2 separate regions of the Homo sapiens genome follow, and region 2 is linked to region 1. A link is a loop called in an ENCODE intact Hi-C map of the cell type or tissue named here. Cell type or tissue: A673. All regions are shown on one strand.

Evidence for each region. Peaks named below come from ENCODE experiments on the same cell type or tissue, not always from the same donor. Only the 100,000 strongest peaks of a DNase experiment are listed, where the experiment ranks them.
Region 2: it touches region 1 in a loop (5-fold over the local background); 2 of 110 quality-filtered maps call a loop at or near these places.

Annotation. Positions count from the first base shown.
Region 1 is chr20:19,659,400-19,667,399 of GRCh38, reverse strand. It overlaps SLC24A3 (solute carrier family 24 member 3), which reads right to left. Exons shown (of 17, transcript NM_020689.4): 8 at 1,511-1,536. Among named protein-coding and RNA genes, the nearest start is that of RIN2, 95 kb to the left of the region's middle. In A673, a CTCF peak has its summit at 4,809; a DNase peak (open chromatin) is centred at 4,849; H3K27ac peaks cover 1,391 bases.
Region 2 is chr20:19,069,978-19,077,977 of GRCh38, reverse strand. No RefSeq gene overlaps it. Among named protein-coding and RNA genes, the nearest start is that of SLC24A3, 140 kb to the left of the region's middle. In A673, a CTCF peak has its summit at 4,227 (motif pointing left); a DNase peak (open chromatin) is centred at 4,187.

The sequences.
Region 1 (8,000 bases):
ATGCCCCTCACTCCATTTGGCAGCCACCTCCAGGATGATATAACAAGGAGGTTCTCTGATCTGGGGTGCTCCTGGGCATGTCAATTCCTTTCAGCCTATTGGTCACTATGATTCAAAGAAGACCTCCTTCTCATTTTCTCCTAGCTGTCTCCTCCTCTTTCTTCTTGCAAAGAGGAGAGTTAGCAAAAGTATCTTAATACCTTGACATAGCAAGTAACATTTATCATCAATGTGATGGGTTCTCCACTGCCCCCTAATTCTGAAAGTCAGAGATGTCCTCAGATACAGAGAGGCCCACACCAACAAAGAGTTAGCAGTCATTTTGCTGAAAGTGAAGCCTGGTGGACTCTACTTTTTCTGGCTCATTCACAGCTTTCAATAATACCAGGGAGATTTTCTACCTACGCCTATTCCTAATATGTTATTTCACATTGCTTACCTCTGTAGATCAAATATTCGGAAAATATGTAACGAGAATGCACAATACACTCGATTTCCATTTCCATTTCAAACATGCTTGATTTGCTCAGAACCCATCTCGAAAACGAGGATTTGAACAGTTGGACCAAATGCAAATGTCTTGCCATATATTTAATTTGGGCAACAGTTTCTGTTCTCGAACTCCTGACCTCAGGTGATCCGCCCACCTCGGCCTCCCAAAGTGCTAGGATTACAGGCATGAGCCACCATGCCGGGCCAATTTGGGCAACAGTTTCTATCAAAATAAAACATCCCCAACAACACCAATTTTCAGAGCTCTAAGATCTTTTGAAAGTCAGGGGGAACTTTAATGGATTAATGGTCACAGAAGTGCCTGGGTCCTAATTCCTAAGATAAACGTGGGATTGGGAACATGGAGCTTGGTTTGGACACAATTTTTTTTTTGGGGGGTGGGGGATGGAGTCTCACTGTGTCGCCCAGGCTGGAGTGCAGTGGTGTGATCTTGGCTCACTGCAAGCTCCACCTCCTAGGTTCATGCCATTCTCCTGCCTCAGCCTCTTGAGTAGCTGGGACTACAGGTGCCTACCACCATGCCCGGCTAATTTTTTGTATTTTTAGTAGAGACGAGGTTTCACCGTATTAGCCAGGATGGTCTCGATCTCCTGACCTCGTGATCCACCCGCCTCGGCCTCTCAAAGTGCTGGGATTACAGGCATGAGCCACTGTGCCCGGCCCAAAAATCAGTCAAATCTTAACTCTACCCTAGCACATGGCTGACTGTAGAAAGACACAGCTAAGCCATGATGTCCAGACATAGGATAATAAAGACATTTAGATATTAGGATCTCAAATAGAACCCCACCACTCTAGCCCAAGAGGAAAGGTCTTGACTCTGTGAAAATGAATTTAATTTCTCCCCTGAGGTGTGCAGAGGGTTCCTAGGAAATTCTCCTCATTCTAAGCTGTCATGACACTTCCCTTTCTTTCTTGAATCCCAACACTGGTCTTCAATATATTTGGCTCTGCAACATAACATTCAGAAATGAGAAGGGGAAAGAGAGGTACTTACCAGGAAACTTTTTCATCATAAATAAACTGTGAAAAAATAAAAAGAATAGAAGATTAGACACACACACACACACACACACACACACACACACACACACGCTTTAAGGCTGCACGCAGTATCCACCTTGTTCCTGGGATGGTGTAATCAGGACTGGGTTGTCCTGGGACCTGGAGTCCCTGTGGGTAAACTTCCCTCTGTACTGGTTTGGCCTTTGGCCAGTGTTAGTGGAAGGAGGTGTTGGTAGATCAGGGTGGGCATGTGTGGAAAAGAACAGCCTCAGGTAATTCCCTTCTTCCTGCAATTTCTGTACAACATCAGAGTGACAGGGAAGTGTGACTAACCTGCTTTGTAAAGCAAGGCCCATTGTAGAATCTTAGATCTGCAAGGGGATGTAGGAGCTCAGCAGGTTCTTCCAAATATTAGTCTCTGTAAGATTTCTGCATGTCTGTGCATCTTCAGTTTTTATGCAAGTGCTTGGACTTCTATGGGCTCAATTTTTTCTTTTAATTGATTTTTTTTTGTTTCCTTAAAATAATTTATTTTCAAAGGAAACTTCACATCACAACCAGAAGTAGGGGATCAACACTCCTTGCCATCACCCCGAAAAATAAGTGCATTAACAACAAATGGTGTTTGCAAATCCCATCTGGACACTGTTGGCGCCCAAGCCCTGGGCATGGTCCTGCCCTTTCACTAAGGAAGATTATTAGGGGTCAGAAGCAGTCAAAGGCACACTAGCACCCCACTGAGGTTTACTCATCAGTTAGGACTTGAAAGAGAATACAGAGAGAATACACGGCAGGATTTAATCTACTGAAGTCCTGGTCTATATACCATCTAAAATCATTTCCCACCTTGTGGGGGCATGGGGGGAAGCCTAGTGTAATCCTTTGATTATACAGGGAAACTGAGTCACAGAGAACATAAGTAATTTTCCTAGGCTTGCTCCATTTGCTGCAGAATTGGCTCGAGAACTCAGCCCCAGCTCCGAATTTGGTGTCCTTTTCATGACACACATGGCTGATGACATGTTGCCGAAACCAAATGAGTACACCTATATTTCATAGAAGTAGGAAGCCGAGGACATGGTTCATAGCTCTTTCTTCTCAAACTCCTGAAGGACAACTGCTTTGAGTATGGTCGTCTCAGAGCGGCCTTTCCTTTAGAGGCAGCAGCCCTCTGCAGACTGAAGCAGACACTTGCAGGACACTCTGGGTGTCAACTGCCATCACAACTTGGAGATGGGAAACTCAGTTAACAAAGCGGGCATGGCATCAGCCTCCAGCCAGGGCAGTAACCATGAGCTGGGTAGAGACGTAGAGAACACCTCAGGGCACCAGTCACAAAGCGCATAAAGCAACTCTTTCCAATTATCTTGAAGGTCAAAATGAGGATGAGGAGGAAGGAGCTGTGCTCATTTGTAACTCATTCTTCCCAACAAGCCATTGGAAATGTGGGCTTCATCATTTTTGTTACTTTCATCTTTATTATCAGATTCAACAAGTTGACATTGGGATGACAATGTCAAACTAGAATGGGCAGAGAATTAAAGAAATAAAGGCAACAATCTCATAATCCAGGTTGAATGGCATGGTACCCAACCCCTAGAAGGCATTGACAGCTCTTTTGTATAACCCCCCCAACTTTCTTTTTTGAAAAAAGATTGTTGCCAAAAAATCATGGAGCAGATCAAATTATTTAAGATAGAAAACATTTTCTATTAATTGAAGTTAATTCAATATTAGTCCTTGCAGCAGGCTGGAACAATCAATTTGTAGCCACTTAAGAGAACAGAAGATATTGAGAAAGAGTTTATTAGACCAGGCCAATTTAATTTTCTTCTATCAGGGAAGGCAGGCAATAACATAGAATATGAAAGCAGCTTTTAGAAAGCCCTTATTCTGAGTGATCCTCCCCATAGGTGGGGCACAGATTCTGCAAAGGAAAAGCTTGGAGATCGCTCACCCTGGAAGAAAGTACTCTTCCTGTCTGCTAGCAGTCAGCCCTGAGATTCATAGGACTTTAGCTACTGATCATTTCAATGATCATAGCAAAGAAAAAATGAGATTGGGCTTAATTTTAGGAGGGACCCCAAACAGGAGCACAATAATCAGAGAAACAGTGGGCAAATCCGGGTGAGATTGGACAAAATATGCAATTAGGTCCAGAGCTTCATGACCCTGGAGTCAAGAGGATGGTTGTGGCTTGGGGAGCTGTGGTTGGGGATATGGTTCAGGGAGGCAGACAGGGAAAGAGAAATGCAGGTGATCTCACTACAAGTACTAACTAATGGAGGAGATCCGGAAACATGCAAATAACTGATATAGTTTCCCCTTTGATCTCTGCCTTGTGTGAAGATGCCCCATCACTCAGAATGCATAAGGGTAGATGAAGAGGAGGAGGATGAGAAGGCGGAGGAGGAGGAGGAGGAGGAAGTGGAGGAGGATGAGAAGGCGGAGGAGGAGGAGGAGGAGGAGGAGGTGGAGGAGGAGGCCTCCACAAAGTCAGGGCTTCTCTACCCTGTGGCTGATGGCAAATATCATTCGGGTTTATCCTTCTCCTTTGAGAGGACTGTGTGGAGGAATGAGAGGACTCAGAAAAGAACAATGAAATGAACAAAAGGGACTAGAAATCAGGACTCTGAGAAAATCTAAATTGGCTTGGCACAGTGGCTCATGCCTGCAATCCTAGCACCTTGGGAGATCAAGGTGGGAGAATCACTTGAGCCATGAGTTTGAGGCTGCAGTGAGCTATGATCTGGCCACTGCATTCCAGCCTTGGGGAGACAGCAAGACCCTGTCTCTAAAAAAACTCTAAACAGAAGCAGGGCTTCCTCATCATGAGAAAGAAGGTGGAGATGAGCTATCAACTGCCTGTGAACATTCAGTGCTGTTATTTGGAGAACAAGCAGCTGGTCATCGCCTCTTCCGAAGACTGGAAATTAGGACTGGCGCTGTTTGCAGAACGTTCCATCGGGAGGGTACCTTGCTGGACCATCTTGATGGAGCATTTGAATCGCTCCCTCAGAAAACTCTACAAACGGCAAGGATGAGGTTCCTTTCACTTGAGTTTGCTGAAGGTTAGGAAATGAATTTGTTATTCCTTAAAGATTTCATGTTATTCAATACATTTAAGACACGTGTTGCGTATCCCTCTGTAGTTTATGCTCTACTAGCTGAGAGTAAAAGAAATCAAAGCAACATCCCCCATCCCTTAGATAAGTATTACTAGTGTAGAAGAAAACTTGAAATCATTTCTTTCTAGACTAGAACAAGTTGCACCCGCAGTTCCTGCAAATGACCACTAAGTGGTGCTCACGTTCCAGTCCTCCCTCCATGTCCAGCCTGCCAAGGTAGTGAAGTTGAAATGAAGTCAGTTCAAGTCCATTTTCGCAGTTCTATTAAATCTCCTGGAAGGAAGGGAATCACCTCAAGGCAGGCAGCCTACTGAAGGCGGCTTTAGCCGCTGCTGTCTTGAGGCAAGGTGGTGTTCCAGGGGCAGGTCCTGCCTGGTGCTCTGTCCTGGGGTCAACACTCTGTCCTCAACGATGAGTTGCACTTGACGGACCTCCTGTTGTGGGCTTTGGAACTGACTCAGCTTCTTCCCCATCAGATTTGTGAAAGCAACCCTTGGGTAAGCGTTCTTCTCTCTGTGCCCTGTTGGTTCTGTTTGGGGGCCAGGCTCTGCGATAGCCCAGAGACCACCAAGGGTGATACTGATAGCTGGATCTCAGATCTGCTGAGCACCAGCTGGTCAGGGGGCCTCTGCCCTCTGACCCACATGTGGTTCATCCAAAGATACCCTTGGCTTCGCCCTGAGGTTTCCACGTGTTCTGCTGCTGAGCTAAATGTTCAACAGGAATGAATTTGAAAAAAGCACTCATTTCCTCCAGGCTTCAGAGAAACGGCTGGGTACCATGGAAACCGGCTTTTCATTCCTGGTGTCTGCTCCAGAATTCTTCCAAGCAAGACGGGCTTACATCAGGCCGGCGAATCCCTGGATATCAGAACAACCCAGAGAGCTGCCAAGGGAATGGAGTGCTCAACATGGAGGAGCAGGGGAGGAAGAGCCAGGAGCCCCTAGTATACGCGGGAGAGAAGAGGCTGGCTGAGCTGGGAGGCAGGTGGCTGTCTCAACATCGCCATGTCAGCCCCTGGGTTTGCTTACTGTAAATTGTCACCATGAAGCAGGAGAGGCTGCATTGCTGAAGCTAAGACTTCATAGCATGTATTGTAATCACTGGCACCATGAGAATTTTAAGCAGTGAAAATAATGGGAGAAAATCAACATCATCGTTTTCTTTCAAGAGACTGAAACCTGAAACTCTTTCCTTCCTTGCTGCAAAGAAAACAGCCCCCCGTAGACTTTTCCCACTCAATATCACGGGAACTCCCTTGAGTGGGTGTAGTTCTCACTTCTTCAGCTCTTGGGTGGGGGTGCAGACGGCTTAGCTAAGGCCATGGTGATTTCATCTGAGGAGAGGGATCCAGTGGAATACACTGGGAAGCTGGCTGTTAGGCACCAGTATCACTTATATTTCAAAGTTAAGCAGAAATTCCTACTTCAGGATGTCTTATAGGCTTGATTGATGAAGGTTGTGGTTGCAGAAGGGCAGGGAAAAAATGACCTACGGGCAGGGCTTTAGCCGAGCTGATCATGTTGTATAAATATATGAAGGCAGGCTACAGGAAAGAAAAAAGGGCAAGTACTGAGGATATAGGAGATGGGGGTTGTTAAACTGAAAGGACTATGTTTGCTGGGCAGGGAAAACCAAAATCAAGCACATAGCTACAGTTTCCACGTTGTTTTCCTTGTTAGAGATGAAAGGCTCCTCTCTGGGGTCTCCAGGCCAGCGGATGCACTTCCCTGTCCAAGCAGCAAATGAGAGTGTAACCGGCCTCCTAGTTTACCCAGTGTCATTAAAGCAGGACTTTCCTTCCTCCTGTTGACAGCAGGGATTACAAAACAGGCGACCTTTGTAAGACCATAGTCGATTTGTTTAAGGATCTTAAAATTCTGTCAAAGTCATTCTCGGTGAGGATCTTCTTGCTACCATAGTTATTCCGACTTTGCCAGAAAGAGAGCTGAAATGTAATGAGGGCAAAATGAGCTGAAAGACCTGAGGGCTGAAATGTAATGAGGGCACAACGAGCTGAAGGACCTCAAGTTTTCCAGTATGAGAATGTCTTAAAGAACTGAAAGTAGATCTACCCTTCAATCCAGCAATCCCACTACTGGGTATCTACCCCGAAGAAAAGAAATCATTCTATCAAAAAGACACCTGCGTGAGTATGTTTATCACAGCACAATTCACAGTTGCAAAGATATGAAACTAACCTGAGTATTCATCAGCTAACGAGTGGATAAGGAAAATATGGTTTATATACACCATGGAATACTACTGAGCCACGAAAAGAAACGAAACAATATCTTTTGCAGCAACTTGGATGGACCTGGAGGCCATTATTCTAAGTGAAGTAACCCAGGAATGGAAAATCAAATACCGTATGTTCTCACTTATAAGTGGGAGCTAAGCTATGTGTATGCAAAGGCATACAGCGTGGTGGCATGGACTTTGGAGACTTAGAAGGTGGGGGGGTGGGAGGAGGGGCAAGGGATACAAAAACTACATATTGGGTATAATGTACACTACTCCGGTGAAGGGAATGCTAAAATTTCAGACTTCACCACTATATAATTCATCCATGTAACCAAAAACCACACGTACCTCAAAAGCCATTGAAATAAAAAAATAAGAACCCCAAGTTTCTAAATTGGAGAGAGAAGAGGTTAATTCCCATGAAAAATGGGTGCAGGAGGGGAGGGTGATGGGTCAGAGGGGCAGGGCCTTGGAGGTCAGCCAGCTGCCGGTGATGGACAGACTTCCACATGACCTCTGAGATTTCTTCTCTATCACAGAAAGGGCAAGATACAATCATTTCCAGATTATTTCAGATTAGTTATTTTAATGAAAAAATTCTAGCAGGGGGTGGCTGGAGCTGTTCCCTTCTGCCTAAAAACTAGACCACAAAGTAAGTGAAGGTAACCCTCGTCTCTAACAGGGGGAGTGGGCGGTGGGGTAGGATGATTTTAAAGACTGTAAGAGGAGGATTTTATTGGAGGGAAAGTCCAAATTCTATATTGGGGCAGTAGAGCTGCACCATGTCAGACACCTGCTCTGGCAAACTCGAGGTATTACCGGTCCCTGACCTTGGGTGAATCATTTAACCACCAGAGCCCTGGTGATGCCATCTCTAACGTGGGACTCACAAAATAGCTTGCTTGCATAGTCACGAGTATTAAACTAAAAAGTAATTATCAGTAGACCCAACACAGTCCCCTGCTGAGGATCAAGTCCATGCTTGTTAAAAATTAAAATTAATAAGATAAGAAGTGTAGTTCCTTGGTCCCACTAGTTGCCTGTCAGTAGCCACGTGTGACTAGTGGCTACCACATTGGACAGCACAAGATTGTAGGCCATTTCTATCAC
Region 2 (8,000 bases), 590 kb after region 1:
GGTCCAGACACACCAGCCTCTCCTCAGGGCCTCGGCCCTCCCTGCCCCCTCAGCCTGGGCCTCTGTTTACCTGGAGGTCTGCTTGGCTCACTCCTCCACTTCCTCCAGGTCTCTGCTCACAGGTCACTTTTTCAGGGAGGCCTTTCCTGACCATCCATATGACACTGTCCTCTCCACCTCTCTGTCCTCCCTAACCTGTATTATTAGTCTCCAGAGCACCTGTTGCTCCCTGACATAGGACACAATTAGGTGTTTATTTTCTCTTCTCCCCTCCTTAGAACATAAGCTCCAAGAGGTCAAGGAATCTGCTTTGTTCACTTCCCCTCCCCAGCCTTATTGTCGGAAGTGTTGCCCTATGCATGGTTGCGCTTAGCAAGTATTTGTGAATAACTACAGAGCAGCCTGAGGGAGCAGCAGAGTGGCAGGAAGAGGGAAGTGGAACACTCCACCTAGAGTGCAGAAAGTCAACAGATGCCTTGTCAGTAAGAAAACCAATGAGAAGTTCATCTCCTTCTTAAATTATTACCAGGAACCAGAAATTTCAAACAACATCAGTGATAAAATACTCCTTACCAAACGTTGGACTATGTTAAAAATAATTACTGTAGTTACCACTTCATTTTATACACAAGTAAGCTTTAAATTGGTATGTTTTCTTTACTTTCCCATTAATAAACATTATATTCTACATGGAAGTTAATTTGGAGAATTCCCAATAACAGAGTTGGCCTCGGACACATGCAGAATCAGCAAGACAGGTTCACTCCAGGAGTAAGGTCATAATTATTCAGAATCCTTCCTCGTGCTTGGGCCTTGGAGCTCAGTGTGTGTCTCCAATGCCTGCACATAAACAAAAGATTTTAAATATATATGGATAGCACAGTGATTGTGAAGACCAAGACAAAATTTGAGTCACTCCAATCCCATGTGACCACTTGGAGCTTTTGTGTTTAAGATTTAAAACAGCAAAACTGAATGCAAAGGACAAGGCATACTGATTTTGCTTAATAAGTGAAAATTTTAATTCATACATAAAGTGTTTCACCAAACTTGAATAATACTATTAAAATTGCATTTTAATTCTTTTTGGCCGGGCGCAGTGGCTCACACCTGTAATCCCAGCACTTGGGAGGCCAAGGCAGGCAGATCACAAGGTCAGGAGATCAAGACCATCCTGGCTAACATGGTGAAGCCCCATCTCTACTAAAAGTACAAAAAATTAGCCGTGTGTGGTGGCGGGCACCTGTAGTCCCAGCTACTTGGGAGGCTGAGGCAGGAGAATGGCTTGAACCCGGGAGGCGGAGCTTGCAGTGAGCCGAGATAGCACCACTGCACTCCAGCCTGGGTGACAGAAAGAGACTCCATCTCAAAAAAAAAATTCTTCATAACTAATGAACACATAAAGAAATTTGTTATTTTTTGTATTACTATGCAGTTAGTATTGAATCATTTTGTTCTATAGAGGAGGACGTGTTGAAATAATCTCTGGGTGTCAAATAGGCACTCCTGCTGCTAGGAAATAGGTACTGCCATAGTATCAGCATTTTACAGATGAGGAAACTCAGGCATAGTGGGCTGACGTGGCCTTTCCCAGTGGCAGAGCAGGGAAGTGGCAGAGCAAAGATTCAAAGCCAGGCAATCAGTAGCCATCACCTTTCCCTGACATGACATGAATATGCTTCCATTTGGTAGTGTGGTTGATTGAAAGCTGGGGCACTCACTTATAATTTATTCATAGCTACTTTTATTTATAGCTGTGTTATTTGTTGTGCCAACTCGCACATGCTTAAGTTAACATAATCAAAATACATCATTCGGACCTATAGCCCAGTGATTCTACTCTTAGCATGCACCCAAGAGAAAGAGTCCATGCTATACAAAAGGATATACAAGAGTGTTCATAGTAGCACAGAAGCCAGACACAAAAGGGTATATATGGCATGATTCCATTCATACGATGACAAAAACAGGAAAAACTAACTGATGAAAATAGAGGTCAGAATGGTAGTTGCCTGCGGAGTTATTGACTGAAAGAGGAAAATAAGGAACCTTCTGGAATACTAGTAGGATTCCAAATCTTGATCTGGGTGCTATTTATACAGGTGTAGAAGGACCGTACACTCCTAAGTGCATTTTAGGCATTTTATGCATGTTACGTCTCAATAGAAAGAGTAAAGAATAAAATAAAAAAATCCTTCCAGGCATTGCAAAGGAGAAATCCTGGACCGAGAAAACAGTTGACATTTCTGGTCCCTCTCTTATACCTGGGCTTGGTGTACCACGTAAGCAACTCCCATGAAGACATGGCACCAGGCTCGCCGGGGCCTGTTTCCAACCTCCTAGAAGGAAGCTGGGCTGGGGAGGGTACCCAGGCAGGCAGGGAATCCCACTGCTGAGAGTCAACCAGCCCTTCCTTTGACCTTGGACAATGGAGAATGGAAGAAGTGCCCGGGCTTGAAGGGCAGAGCAGGACAGGGTAGGAGATACTTTCTATACTCTTAGCCATGCCAGTTGTCACAGTCCAACAGTTGGTGACACCACCCCCAGTTCCCACGCTGCAGGAAGGTGAGTCCTGCTCAAAAGGCAGCATTTGCCAACAGCTGACAGGAAGGAACTGCTCAGGATCCAGCCAGTGCTGCAAGGTGCCACTCAGCCCTGAGGGCAGAGCTGCTGACAGACACGGAGACCTGTCTGAGGGCTTCCGAGTTGGGCAACTGTGGGAGGGGACAGGAAGTGCAGGGGGATGTGGAGTTAACACAAAGGACAAAGTGACCACAACAGGACGCTTCCAGCACGTGATATTGCTACAAAGAATCATGGCTCATCTTTCATGTTCTGCTCTCTTCAGAATCTTGGTGTATTTCATTTTTTTCTTGCCCCAACCTGACCACATAACACCATTTTCTACTTGAAATAGCTTTCCGGGGGAATTTTTTTTAGCAATCAATCATACTAAAATTTTCTATCTACACTTTCCACATCTCTCTCACTTCCTCTAAAAATATGAAGTGATTTCCAATGGAGGAACACATTTCTGACTGTAGAAATAAACTTAAGGTTTTTCTCAAATATTCCCATTGCCCTGCACCCTACACAGACCACAACCAAGTAGTCTAACTCCACGCTCTTAACCAACAAACATTCCGCTTCTCCCAGGATCTAGGCAATGGCCAGCACTTGGTGACTGAGCAACGAATGGTTGGAAATAAGCAGTTTTCAATGTCGTGCATTGCTTGGACATTTTTCTAAAATATCTAGGATATAATTCCAAAGTAATGTAGCAAGTTGTTCATGCCAGTAATTCCATGGGAAGTTTAAAGGGTCACCTTAGTTGTGAGGTCTCACATAAATAAGACTACAGGACTTTTAACCTTTTCTCTGACTCTTTGAAGCTCACTCTGAGAAGCCTCAGATCTCCACTTCCTCCTGACTCAAATGCCAACAAGCCCCCCACATCATGCAGGTGCTCCAGGAATCTCTGCCAGTTAGTCCCTGGTGGTAAACTTGGGCTCACTCCACTGCAGATAGAAATCCCTTCTGGAGAAGGAAAACAAAGATTCAGAATTTTCTTATTCATGATGGAACAACCATGCTTAGAGGTTAATAAACATAAAAGGATGAGAAAATTGAGAAGGAGATAAAGGCGTATGGCTATTTCTCAAAGCCCAAAGCTGTTCAATTAGCTACTCAACCACAATTGCCCAAGGACGAACAAACTGCCACAGTCTGAAGCTCTGGCTCATAATATGAAGTAGATTTTCCTCATCATCTCCATTATCTAAGGAAAATCCAATCATTTTATAATTAGATCAAGTTGAGGGTAGGGCAACCTACCCATGAGAAACCACCTATTCCATTTTCTTGGGAACCCCCTGGTGCATTCTTATGCTGCTAAAAGATGTTCATTACTGTAAAAGAAGACATTTTACAGCTCAAAAGGCAATGTTCCCCAGAGCACAGGCACCACAGTAATTTGACAGAGGTCTCACGCTGTCACAATTAGCATGACTGAGTGATTTTCCAATTTGCAGAATGCCTTGGGAAGAGAAAAAAAAAACCACCCCCAAGAACACCACTCAGAAATAATCACAAGGAGCCCTCTTCCCATCCCTGCCTCCCTTTTAGGTCTCAGCTCTCTAGAGCCTGGTCTCACACTCCCGGTGCCATCCCTCTGGGGATGTTACAGGCTCAGGAAAAGGGCCCCTTCTTCTGCCCTCTAGTGGTTGACAAAGATCAGCATAGAAGCCCCCCTTGGGTACAGCCCCAAGGGTTATGGGGTAGCTTACATCAAGTCACACAAGCCTCCTTTAGGCAAACATCCATTGCTGTATCCCAGTGTCTGGCATGGTGCCTGGGGCACAGCATGGTCTCAACATATATTTATTGAATTAAATTTAAATATCAACTATTTGATGCTTGCACAGGAACATCAGAGGAATGTAACAAACCATCGGTGCTTTCAAGGTGCTTAAAAACTATTACAAAAACCGCAATAGCTTTTGCACCAACCTAATATCTGGTGAGATGGGGGTAAACATGAGCATCTATCATTTTCCCAAGCCACATCATCCTGGTGGTACAATACAGGGCTGTGGACCTGGGTGATAAAACAGTCACTGACTTCCTTCACCAGCAAATTACTGAAATGTACCTCTATTTTTCCCCTTCTGCTTTCCAAAAGTAGCCGTATCCAGCCTTTTGTGGGGGCAACAGCTGCCTCCCCTCTCCCACCACTCACGATGCAGCCCCAGGTCACTAGGTGTCCAGACCCCAGCCTCGGCTGTGCTGAAGCCCCTGTCTTCGTGGCTTGGTCACTTCAGGAGGGCAAGGTCCACAGCCCTAGATTTTCCCATCTGGGGCATCTCCCCTTCCCTGTCCCACATCTCATGGCCAGATCACAGTCCCAGGCTGCCTGGGGATTCGGAGCCTTAAAAAGCCCCTAATCAAAGGGCCACTTCTCTCACTTGACTGCATATTTTGGTCCAGTCCAATTCCCGCTTGCTCTCTAAAGATATGATAGGCAGCCCCCCTTTTTTTAGACTGGAAAACAAATCGGCATCACTCTTAAAATCTACCTCTGCCAACCCCTGCCAGGGCCTTGGGTCTAAGCTTGAACACTTCAAAATCCCTTCAGCAGGAAAATGTCCACCCATGGCTAAAAATTAAATATTACTAAATGGCTTTTATTTAAAATCCTACATGCAATTGTTTCAGGGATCAGCTCAAAGAAAGATGCCTCCTCTATAGTTTTCTTTTCATCTTCTTCTGATCCTAAGAAAGCAGCCACGTCCTCAGCAACTTGTCCTCATATGCTGTTTTCAAAGGGGAAGAGTCAGGCAGAACCTTTATGCTCACAGAGTTATCTCTTATTAGGGCAGAAGAGTCTTCCCCAGGGTCCTCCAGAAGGCTTCCCTTTACATCCCTGCGTCCAGGATGGTTTATATGCGCCCCCCCAGGCCCTGCCAGTAGCATAAAGGCTGAGCCCATCTCCCTCAAGGGTAGAGGATCTCCCCCCAGATTAATTGAATTAGGATTCCTTTAGCAAGGAATATGGAGGAATATGTTTGCATAGGTAAACAACTGTGTCTGCAACCATCACCTGAAAGTACCTGCAATAAAGGGCACTGATGATCTCATAAAATAGAAAGTTCAGAGGTGGGCAGCTTCAGGGCCCATTAGTTCACTAACTAAACTGATGTGGTTTCTCTGTGATTCTCTCAGCTTTGCTCTCTTGGTCACTAGATTTCTGACATTGCATTCTCATATATGCTGTCCAAACACAGATACAGTATGTTCCTCCACTGTGTTACTCTTTTAATATAGAAGAAAACCCTTTCCATGAGCCCTTAACTGACTTCCCCTCTAGTTTTTTTGGTCAAGATTGGTCACGTGCTCATGTCTTAGCTGAAAGCATGTCTGGGAAAGCTAGAATCCAGTCTGTTTCAGAGTAGGAGGTATCCTTCGGCTAGCAAGGAAGAAAGTCAAGGATGGCTGTTGAACAGGAATATAACAATTATTAATCTACTATAAGTATTATAAATATTCAGATAAACAGCTCTCCATGAGGCTGTGCCAGCTGGAAAGAGGTTCATGAACAAGCCAGTTTGCAGTCGTGTACCCCTTGGATAGGACACAAAACCAGTCCTCTTGGTACATTATTAAACTCAGTGGGTGATGCACAAAGATGGCTCAGTTCAAGCCACCAGTCTTTATTCCTGAGGAACACCAGTTCTTTGCCTTTGATCTTCATCTTGGCCTGTTTTTCTTGCTGAAAGAGGCAAGCCCATCTCTTAGCTATAAGCCAGGATGCCTATGATAGTAAATCACTAAACAATTCCCCTTAAAATGGATTTAGGAAGCACATATTCAAACTGAGTATGCATGGCCGAGCTTGGGAGTGAGATGAATAGACACAAGCAGTGGGTGGTTTTCACCCTAGCCCTGAAAGCTTTATTAAGAATCATTGCTCACAAGCGCCTGCCAGGTCATTAAGACTAATTGCATCATCCTGAGAATAATGAACCGCATCTTCACAGATTGATGTGGTGGGTTTTACAGGTAGAAAGCTACAGCTTTATCCATATAACACCTCTATTTTTGTAATGCTCAACTTCCTCTTTGAGGCTCAGAACTTGAGACCCCCTAGCAAAATACATGACTATTGACTCTGTGGATTGGTGATGGGGCAGGGGGTGATGCAGAGATTACTGGGGGCCTGGTGGATCACAGGCAGCGTGTGGGACCAAATCCTCTTGGTGCATTATTACCACTCCCTGGAACCTCATTGTGTTACAACCTGCACAACATATTTAACTTCCTCAAAGCCCTGAGGGATAGTCACTCTGGTTCCTAGCTTACAGAAGAGGAAAGTTGAATCTCCCCAAGAGTTTGCAACTTCCCCAAAGTCATACCCTTTAGAACCTCTCAAAGCAAAGCCTTGACTTAAACCCAGTATTTTCTGACCCTGAAGCCACGTTCTTTCTCCTTTGCTTATTTTATGAAAATTAGCTGAGAATTGCTGCAAATCAGTCTTCCCCAAAATGTCTCTGTGACCAGCAACCCCAGGTGTGTGTGGTTTTCAAGAGTCAAGATGATGTCAAATCAAATAACACTCTCTGCTCCCAAGGGTCCAACTTTGTGGCCACAAAGGAATGAGCCAGACTTCAGGCAGTAACACTTTAAGTGGTAAAGCTAAAATGCAAACTCTTCCAGAAAGAGCAAGGGGCTCCCTACATCCCCACCAAGATGGAAGAGATCCTCAAAAGGGCTCCGTTTTGACAGAGGGAGAAGAGGCAACCACAAGGGCCTGAAAGTTTAAAAACGTCATAAACTTGTGGAGGTCTCAGAGCAGGAGCCCTAAATTTGGGGGTTTCCTGAACCAATGTGTGGCTCTCCTCCTCTCTGCATTCGGCTTTCCACCAGAAGGTTGGCATGTGTGAGCGGCATCAACCAGCAACTTTACCCTCTGTCTTCTGCTCGGCTTCCACCAGTGCTATAATAAATATGGCAGCAGTCAGCTATCTGGTGACAAATTGAATACATTGGCCCCCTCCATCATGGCAGGAACAGCACTTTGTCCTCACAGGGACACACACATATTGCAGTTAGGGATGTATCCTCCCTGCCAGCAGCGCGTCTGCCAGAGCTACTGTTCTTGGACTTAGAAAACGCACAATCCATTGCCATGGTTTCCCACACAATGTTGCTTCTGCTCAGGAAACATTTTACTGCAAAGAGGCTGCGGCAACGGGCCCACACACATCGAATTCACTAGTCTTTCCATGCATCCCATCACCCAGAGGCTGGCTTGATGTGTGCTGGAATGACCTGCTGAAGACTCAGGAATGGCACCAGCTTGGGAGCCAACCCTTTATGCAATTGGGGTGTTGCCCTAAACAACATGCCTTCAGCCAGCATCCAAATGTAGTGTTCTCTCTGCTATAGCCAGCAAGCAAAAGTCCAAGAATGGTCCCTCTTACTGTTACTTCTACTATCCTACT